3 separate regions of the Mus musculus genome follow, and all the other regions are linked to region 1. The links are chromatin contacts, found by POLR2A ChIA-PET in ENCODE. All regions are on one chromosome and are shown on one strand. Each heading gives the region's core, a stretch centred on a gene start or an enhancer-like site at or near the end of the contact. The rest is flanking DNA. Distances are from core to core; before and after follow the strand shown. Region 1 holds the start of Nubp1 (nucleotide binding protein 1). Region 2 holds the start of Tvp23a (trans-golgi network vesicle protein 23A). Region 3 overlaps Tekt5 (tektin 5).

The links. ChIA-PET counts read pairs that join two places held with the same protein, here RNA polymerase II (POLR2A).
Region 2: POLR2A ChIA-PET joins it to region 1 with 16 read pairs in embryonic stem cell. The contact joins the promoter of Tvp23a here to the promoter of Nubp1 in region 1. POLR2A ChIA-PET finds 5 or more read pairs at or near these places in 3 of 5 experiments (Patski and embryonic stem cell).
Region 3: POLR2A ChIA-PET joins it to region 1 with 11 read pairs in embryonic stem cell. The contact joins the enhancer-like site here to the promoter of Nubp1 in region 1. POLR2A ChIA-PET finds 5 or more read pairs at or near these places in 4 of 5 experiments (Patski and embryonic stem cell).

Annotation. Positions count from the first base shown.
Region 1 is chr16:10,410,601-10,413,300 of GRCm38, forward strand. Nubp1 (nucleotide binding protein 1) reads left to right here and starts at 1,338. Exons shown (of 11, transcript NM_011955.2): 1 at 1,338-1,395; 2 at 1,470-1,574. The coding sequence starts at 1,377.
Region 2 is chr16:10,445,953-10,448,652 of GRCm38, forward strand. It overlaps Tvp23a (trans-golgi network vesicle protein 23A), which reads right to left and starts at 1,410. Exons shown (of 7, transcript NM_001013778.2): 1 at 978-1,410. The coding sequence starts at 1,093.
Region 3 is chr16:10,365,322-10,368,021 of GRCm38, forward strand. The region is part of intron 5 of Tekt5 (tektin 5); the gene reads right to left. Among named protein-coding and RNA genes, the nearest start is that of Gm41419, 4.7 kb to the right of the region's middle. Within about 2 kb of position 1,395, at least 1 of the 3 ENCODE cell types and tissues checked has a DNase peak (open chromatin) inside an H3K27ac peak, as active enhancers do.

The DNA of each region.
Region 1 (2,700 bases), core at 88-2,587:
AGCCTGAATGGCACTTCCATCATGGAGTCAGTTGTGCTAAGGTCTGGGGCCCTGTCACAATAACAATGAAAAAAAAAAAGTCCATGAATTTGATAAACAGCAAGGAGAGGTGGTAAGGTTTGGGGGAAGGAAAATGAAGGGAGAAATGATGTAATTATAATCTCAAAAATAAATGAAAAATATTTAGAATCGTTCAATGAAAACAGTAACAACCACCACCATCTTGTGCCAAAGTTGCATGCAGCCAAGCTCCCATGGCTGTGACCATGGACAGGATGTCTTCATGGAGTCTAAACACTGCTCCACAGACACAGACAGGCCATTTGTCTAAACACTCACAGACACATACAGGAGAAATGGTAGCAGCAAGGACAGTGGGGACCTGCAGAAGTGAGAGAAAGCTAGGGAAAGCTCCCAGTGGGGGCACAGGAGTGGGTTTGAAGAGGTTTCACTGAACAGATCTGAGGGGAAGCAACAAAACACAAAACAAAGTATTTTTCTAAATAGCACAGCAATTTTAAGAGGGCGGGGGTGTCAGCCCAGGAATGCTGGTGGTGCACATTGTAATCCCAGCAACTGAAAGACGGAGGCAGGAGGATCAAATGAGAACTTACACTGCTGGCGATTGAATTTATGGCTTTTCACTTGCTGGACAGGTACTCTACCACTGAGCTACACCCCTTTATAAAGTCTCCCCTCTTAGCCAAACATGGCAAGAAAATCATTAATTCAAGATCAGCTTGAGCAGAAGAGAGGAGAGGAGAACAGAGAAGAAATAGAGAGGGACGGACAAAGTGTTTTGTTGGATCTGTATTGTTTCAGTGCTGGGGACTAAATATAGGACCTCATGCATGATAGATCAAGCACTCTACCAATTGAGCCACAATCCCAGCCTGTAACAGAATCTAGGGTAGGGCAGATTATTTGAAACTGAGTAAATATTGACATTGATTGTACTTTTATTAGTAGTACTGCATCAACACTGAGGCCACGGAGAATAACGTTCGTTGGCGACAAAAACCATACTTAAAAAAACAAAACAACAACAAAAACAAAAACAGAATCAAAAACCTGCATTATGTGTAAGAGTCCATCCTCGCTTTCCCTATGAGTTCTGGGATTTGGATACAGGCTGGCTCAACAGAATCTTTAATCGTTAGAGCCACTTCATTTGCTCAGGTATCATATATTTCTGAGTCTCGCCCTGTTTTAGCGGGAAGAGGCATAGGAATCCCACCCACTGCACACACGGTTTTGCGCGTGCGCAGTCCTGGTCTGGCGAGACAGTTCCCGCGGCCGGGGGGTCAGATTGGACCTGCGAGGCGGAAACACGCCCCTGAGGTTCCGGCGAGCGCAGCCCGGGCAAGAGCGGCAGCATGGAGGAGGCGCCCCACGGTGAGCTATCGCAGGACGTGTGGGTGGTCCCGCTGGGACCGAACCACTCTGACTGTGCCTTCGTCTTCCCGCAGGCTGCCCCGGGGCCGACAGCGCCCAGGCCGGCCGAGGAGCCTCGTGCCAGGGATGCCCCAACCAGAGGCTGTGCGCATCCGGAGCCGGCGCTGCTCCGGATCCCGGTGAGGAAGCGGCGGGCAGATCAGGAAGTGGAAGGGGCGGGACTTGAGGGTGAATGGCAGCGGCTAGTGGGCAGTATTCTAATTGGTTGGGGGGAGGGCGTAGAAGGCGGAGCTTGAGCGAGAGGGAGGTTTTAAAAATCAAATAGCGGAAAAACAGTGATGGAAATGGAGGTTTAGTCTGATCTGCGGTAGACAGGGAACCGAAGGGGGCATTAAAATAAGCTTGGCGGCACAGGCTTGTTCCCCCGGAACTTGAGGGGCAGAAGCAGGAGGATGGCTACAAGTTAAAAGCCAGCCTGGACTACAGGATGAGACCCTGTATGAGTGAATGAATGAATCAGTGAATGAATGAATGAATGAACGAACGAACATTAGGTCGAGTGTGTTGGCACATGTTTGTAATCTCAGCATTTAAGAGGCTAACCCCGGGCTTAGATGAGACCCTGTCTTTATTAAAAAAAAAAAAAAAATCAGTAAATAGGACCTCAAAGAAGGATAGAATAGATAAAAGTGATGTCGGGCAGGTACAGGGCTTAAGTAATAACCGCTACCTCAGTATCCACAAGGCCAAGCACAGAGAGGAGAATGGAAAAATACTGAGATCTTTCAGGCCTGAGTCCTGGCACATGTCCATCACAGGTCACAGAGGCTCTGCTCTCTCTGTGGCAGAGAGAAGGACCCTCCTGTTAAGGAGTCTATCTTTCAGCAGACATGAATGTTCATTATCTCAGTGGAGAGACAGATGGGGGACTGAGAGCAAAGTGGGGAGGAAGCAGGAGCAGGCACGTTAAACTCACCAGGGATCAGCACTGTGAGGGGCCATCTCCAGGGCGAGGAGGACTGAAAGCCTAGCTGGAAGGAAGGCTTTTCAGAGAGAGGCTGGGTTTGGTTGTTGAGTCTCCTGAAAACTGATCTTGAGCAAGAATGCCCTCATGGTGAAGACCAGTCTCCCCACAGTGTAGTCTGTAAAGATTTGAAACAAGACGTGACATTGGAAACCCAGTACGTTGCTGGGATGGTTGCTTCTGAGAGCCTGTGAGTTTCCCATCTGCAGCCCTGGGGACATTGGAGTTGATCATCCCTTGTACTGGGCCTAACCTGTGCTTAAGACACTTAGCATCCATCA
Region 2 (2,700 bases), core at 160-2,659, 35 kb after region 1:
CCAGGGCTTCATGCATGCTGGGCAAGTACTCTACCAACTGAGCTACACGCCCAGACCTCACATTGTAAAGGTGCAAATTACCCTAGGTTGCTGAGTAGGGTTGCGGTATTGTCACAAATGCCCTTATTATTGAGAGGTACAGGAGCGCATGTGCACGTGCACACCACCATGCCTCGTTGATGCTGTGGTTAGGATGGAACCCAGAGGTCTGTTCGTGCTAAGCAGATACTCCACCAACTGAACTACATGAAACTAGCATGTTTATGACAATTTGTTACAGTGACCACGTACTAATTTCATTCTTAGAGACTGTTGTATTTGGGTCGGATGATCTAATGGAAGAGGAAGACAAAATAACCGTAGCGGAAAGGTAGCACTTTTGACTAGCATACACAAGGCCCTCTGTTCCATTCCCAGTACCAGAAAACATAAAGAGAAAGCACTAGGTACCAGGCCTCTAAGTATGCTAGGGACGAGTGGGATGGACAAGTGGGCGTGGCTGAGCTGTGATTGTTTCTTGAAGGCTCAGGGGTTTGCACTTTCGCAGCTACCCTGCTGCAGACTGACTCCTCTCCTACACTGCCATATCTGACCTTCCAACAAGGATGCAGAACCTTTGCACTTCCTGTTCCTTTAGCCCAAATTCTCTTCCTCCAGAGCCTCCTGTGGCTGCCGGCTTCTCAGCATCCAGTCTCAGCTTAAAAGTCACTGCCTCAAAGACCCCTTCCCCCGCCCCGCCCCTTTGTGCTAGAGCATGAGAACAACCCTTGGAACCTTCTCTTACCTCACCGTGCTAGTTTCTTTCTAACCCTCTTAACATTTTTGCCTAATAAATCAGCTGCCCCGCCCCCAAGCTCTAGGCTCCAAGGGGGCAGGGTCTGTACAACTCATGCACACAGCAGTTGTTCCGTGTATTTCGAATGAATGAGTTGGCGAATGAATGAATTTGCAGCTTGGGACCAAATAAGTCAACATACCTGATCTTGGCCTTTCTAAAGGCCAGCTCCTCTTCATTACCGAAGTCCAGGGACACATCCTCAGTATCATCCCCTAGGCCCTGGGGAACAGCAGGAGCAGATAGATGGCAGGCCATCCCAGAGCTCACAGGAGGCCTTCGGGCGTGAGCGCCCTCTCTCCCTGGATATGTCTCTGTGCTCCTCCCAGCATTATTCCCTTAGTTCCCTAGGCTTTCCCCACCCTCCTTACTGCTCGGGGGCTTAGCCTTCAAGGCCAGTGCATCTACCTCCCAATGCAGCATCTCTGCAGCCCTACCTGCTTCATCCCCCTGGGTACCACTTGACACTATAGCACAGGTTCCAGCTCTGCCCTTCACCGCCCAAAGTTTAGGATGCCCAGCAGGGAGCCCGCCTGTGGGATGCTCCCAGCCTTAGCTCAGCTCTAGTGATCGATGGGGGGAGGGGCTCTGTGCAGTGCGCAGTCGCGGACTGGGGCGGAGCCAGAGAGGATACCCAAGGATGCTGGGATACACTGAGAGCCGAGTTCAACACGGAGGGTGCAGGACGTGAATGTAAGTTAGTATCCAGAAGCTGAGCGCTCAGGTTGGAAGCAGAGTTTGCTGGCTCTATAAAAAGCAAACTCTTCTGCGCCAGGCATAGTAGTGCAAGCCTGTGACTCTTGGAAATCTGAAGCAGAAGATTGCCCGGCTGCATAGAAACAAACAAATAAATAAACAAACAGCTGTGATCAGGATCTAGTTGCGTGGCTTGGGAACAGCAGTATTGACATAGAAATGGGCACACAGAGAAGAGTAGTTGTAGCCATGTGAAGGCCTTGCTGGCCTTCTCCTGGCCCAGAACAGAGTCGCAGAATCTCTTCTATGGCCTACCCCTGCCATTTCCCAATTCCCACCCCACTATCTACACAATCTCCCTTAGCCCCCATATCCCTCCCTGCCATCCTGGGACAGAGCTGAGTGACAGGAAGCCAAAGCTGCTAGTCTTGCTTCATGGTTCCCCTTTCTCCCTCCCCCACAACCAGGTGTTAGCCTGACTCCTGGTGACCCCCTCAGGGATACCGAGCCACAAGCTCCAGGGCAGTTCCTTCCTGCCCTGGCTAGAGCGCAGTAAGGGGCTGGTTCACCTTTAATCCTATAGCTGTGCCAGAGCTGCCAGCTGCACACACCACTCTTTAGGACACAGAGATGCTGTCTGGGGGGAAGGGAAAGGGGACTCCTTCTATGACAGAAGACCATCTCAGGGGCCAAGCCTTTTGAAGTGTTTTTCAAACTCTGACTGACATGGCAATGTTGGCCTGTAATCACAGTACTTAGGAAGGCTGAAGCAGGAGGATCACAAATTTCAGGCTAGCCTAAAATACAAAACAAGTTCAAGACCAGCCTGGGCAAATTAGCAAGATCCTATCTCAAAAAGTTTATTTTAAAAATGAGGTAGAAGGGGGATGGGGTGGGGTGGGCATATGCACAAGCAAGTGATTTTAGTGAGTGCTAGAGTGTTTGTCTTGCATACAAGAGACTCTTGATTCAATCCCCAGTGACACACACACCCCACACAAACATGTCTGTGTGTTTGTATGTATATGTATATGTATATGTATATGTATATGTATATGTATATGTATATGTATATGTATATGTATATATTTCCAAACCAACATCAGTTCTAGTAGCTTCTAAGCCCTCTGCTGCTCAACTAATAAGATGATCCACTAAAATCAGCACAG
Region 3 (2,700 bases), core at 145-2,644, 45 kb before region 1:
GACTTCAGTTCTAGCCCTGAGACCCTCCCGGTGGACAGAGGGAACTTGCTCTCTGAGTCCTCTGATCTCTACCCATGCACCATCCCATGCACACATACATACACACAAGATAAAATACATGTAGACGAAACTTTCCCTTTAAGAAGAATCTTCAGTTCAAAGGGGAAAATACTATCTAAACAGTAAAAGTCAAAGTTCTAGAGATTCTTGGGCTCTGCCCCACTGAGGTTCTGACTCTGTGGATGGGACACTTCTCAGAATCCTTGGTGACTTGGTCATAGAAACCCCTGTTTGACTTAGAAGTGCAGAACTACTAGGTAAACTGAGGCTCTTCAGCAGGAAGGGGCTGGGCTAATTGCCTTGCTGCAGGTGGAGATGTGGAGCTAAGCCCAGGCTGTCTGTTCCAGCAAGGAGTCCTAAGCAGGATAGAGTTTGTTTACTATCTGTGCATGTGAACCCACAGGCGCTTCCCACAAGGGAATTGGCCCCACCCCAGGCTTCCAGCTTCTGGGAGAAATGTACAGACAATTTTGAAACTGGACACCCCCCGCCCCAAGCCCCAGCCCCAGCCCCAGAGTTGTGCTTTCTCCTGTGGCTCAGACTCTCCAGGCAACCAGGCAGGAAGCAGAGAACCCAGGAGGCCTCTGGAGAGGAGAGCCTGGGCAAGTGGGCACATGCTGCAGAATGCAGAGCCTCAAGTTCCAAGCTCTTACTAAATGTATGTAACATGTGTACACATACCCACACACACTCTACCTCCTTTGAAGCCACCCCAACCTGTTCCCAGAGCTGTGCTATTCCCACGTTTATATCAAATGCGGCAGGTTGTAGGGTATGGTGGTGTACATCCGCAAGTCAGCACTTCAGAGGATCACAAGTCCAGGTCCTGACTGGACTAAACTCTGAAAGCTGTTCTCAACAAGAACAAAGAAGAAAACTCAAGCAGGCATTTATCACACACAGGGCCTTTACAGAAGTTGTCCCCTCTGCTTAAGGAACTCCTTCTCAGATGCCAGCAGGCTCCCTTCATCACCTCCTCAGGCTGGGGCCTAGGCAGCTCTGGTTGCACCTCATTAAACAACGCTTCAGAACTTTAGCCAATGTGTGAGTCCCTTTCTTTGAGGCAAGGCCTACTCAAGTTTTCAGCCATTCAGAGCAGAAGTGGATGCCCTCTGGAAAGAACAGATTTCTCTCCAGACTAATACCCTCCTGCCTTGTTATACTACACACTCAAACAAGGGCACGCGCGCGCGCGCACACACACACACACACACACACACACACACACACACACGGCTGCCTGGCATCTTGGCCCAGGCTCTGAGGGATTCCCCTGGAATTTTCATCTTTCCGTTCCCACAAAGCTAGGGAAACAGGCTCCAGGGCACAGTTTGGCTCATCCCAGAGTCTGGGTGGGACCTCTGGGGATTGGTCCCCAGGGGGTCACCCCATGGGAGGAGTTTTGGCACACTGGATCAGGCAGCTGCCAGGCTTTTCCTGCCCTGGCTGGGAGTGGTTGTGAAAGGGTGGCATGGGAGAGAGAATTCCTTTTTCACTCCTCTGCATCCCCATAAGGCAGGGTGCCTGCCACTCAAAATAGGGAGCCTCGGCAGGGTGTGTCCGAAGCCTCCCTGGTGCTGCACGTCAGAGGACAGATGACTCCATCTCCCTAAAACTGACCAGTATTGGAGTCACACACGCTCCATAGCTCAGCTACTGTTCTTATTTGCTGTGACCTTGTGAGTTTCCCAGCCTCTCTGAGCCTAATGCAATCTGTACTCCACGTCTACAGAGCCCTTCCTAATTGACAGATGTGTTTTCTTTCATTTGCTAGACTGGCAAAATTACAATAACCTACTAAGGTGTAGCTATGAGGACTGAATGAGATGGCTAACTCTTACATTGGCAGCTCTGGATGGTTCACAGAGCTGGTGAAGATGTTACGGGATATGTCTGTGAGTGGATGGATGCTCAGGAGTTCCATCAAGCCGGGCGTTGGTGGTGCATGCCTTTAATCCCAGCACTTGGGAGGCAGAGGCAGGTGGATTTCTGAGTTCAAGGCCAGCCTGTTCTACAAAGTGAGTTCCAGGACAGCCAGGGCTATACAGAGAAACCCTGTCTAGAAAAAAAAAAAAAAAAAAAAAAGAGTTCCATCAAGATTGATGGTCTCAGCAGGCATGCCCAGTTTGAGTGGCCCTCATCTCATCCATCACAGCCCAAGTCCAAGCTGCATCGAAGCACAGAGAAGAAGTGACCTCTTTCTCCTGAGCTCTGAGGCGCACGCCTGCCTTCCCCACAGCTCCTTGCTTTCAGACTCAAGTGAGGACCTCACTGGTGGCACAAGCCCGCTGCTTGCTTATAGGGGACTAAGATATGGTTGACTCTGAGCTAAATGTCAAGGGACCATGGACTGGGAACCATAAGTTCAAGCTGCACGGTGGAAAGGTGACTTTTCATAGTCACAGGATAAAACAGTCACAAGTACCAACTCACTGCTGGGAACACCAGGTTGGCAGGTCACAGCAGGGTAGGAAATCTCCTGGTTGCAGGTACTGCCTGGTGACCACCTTGGCCGCAGGGACCATAGAAGCTAGAGGGTTGCTTGGCTGGACCATTACAAAGGTTCTTCCTGCTGACTACAGGGATGTTAGGTCAGACAAGAGGGGATTAAAGATAGTCCAAGATAATTGTCTCTGGGTC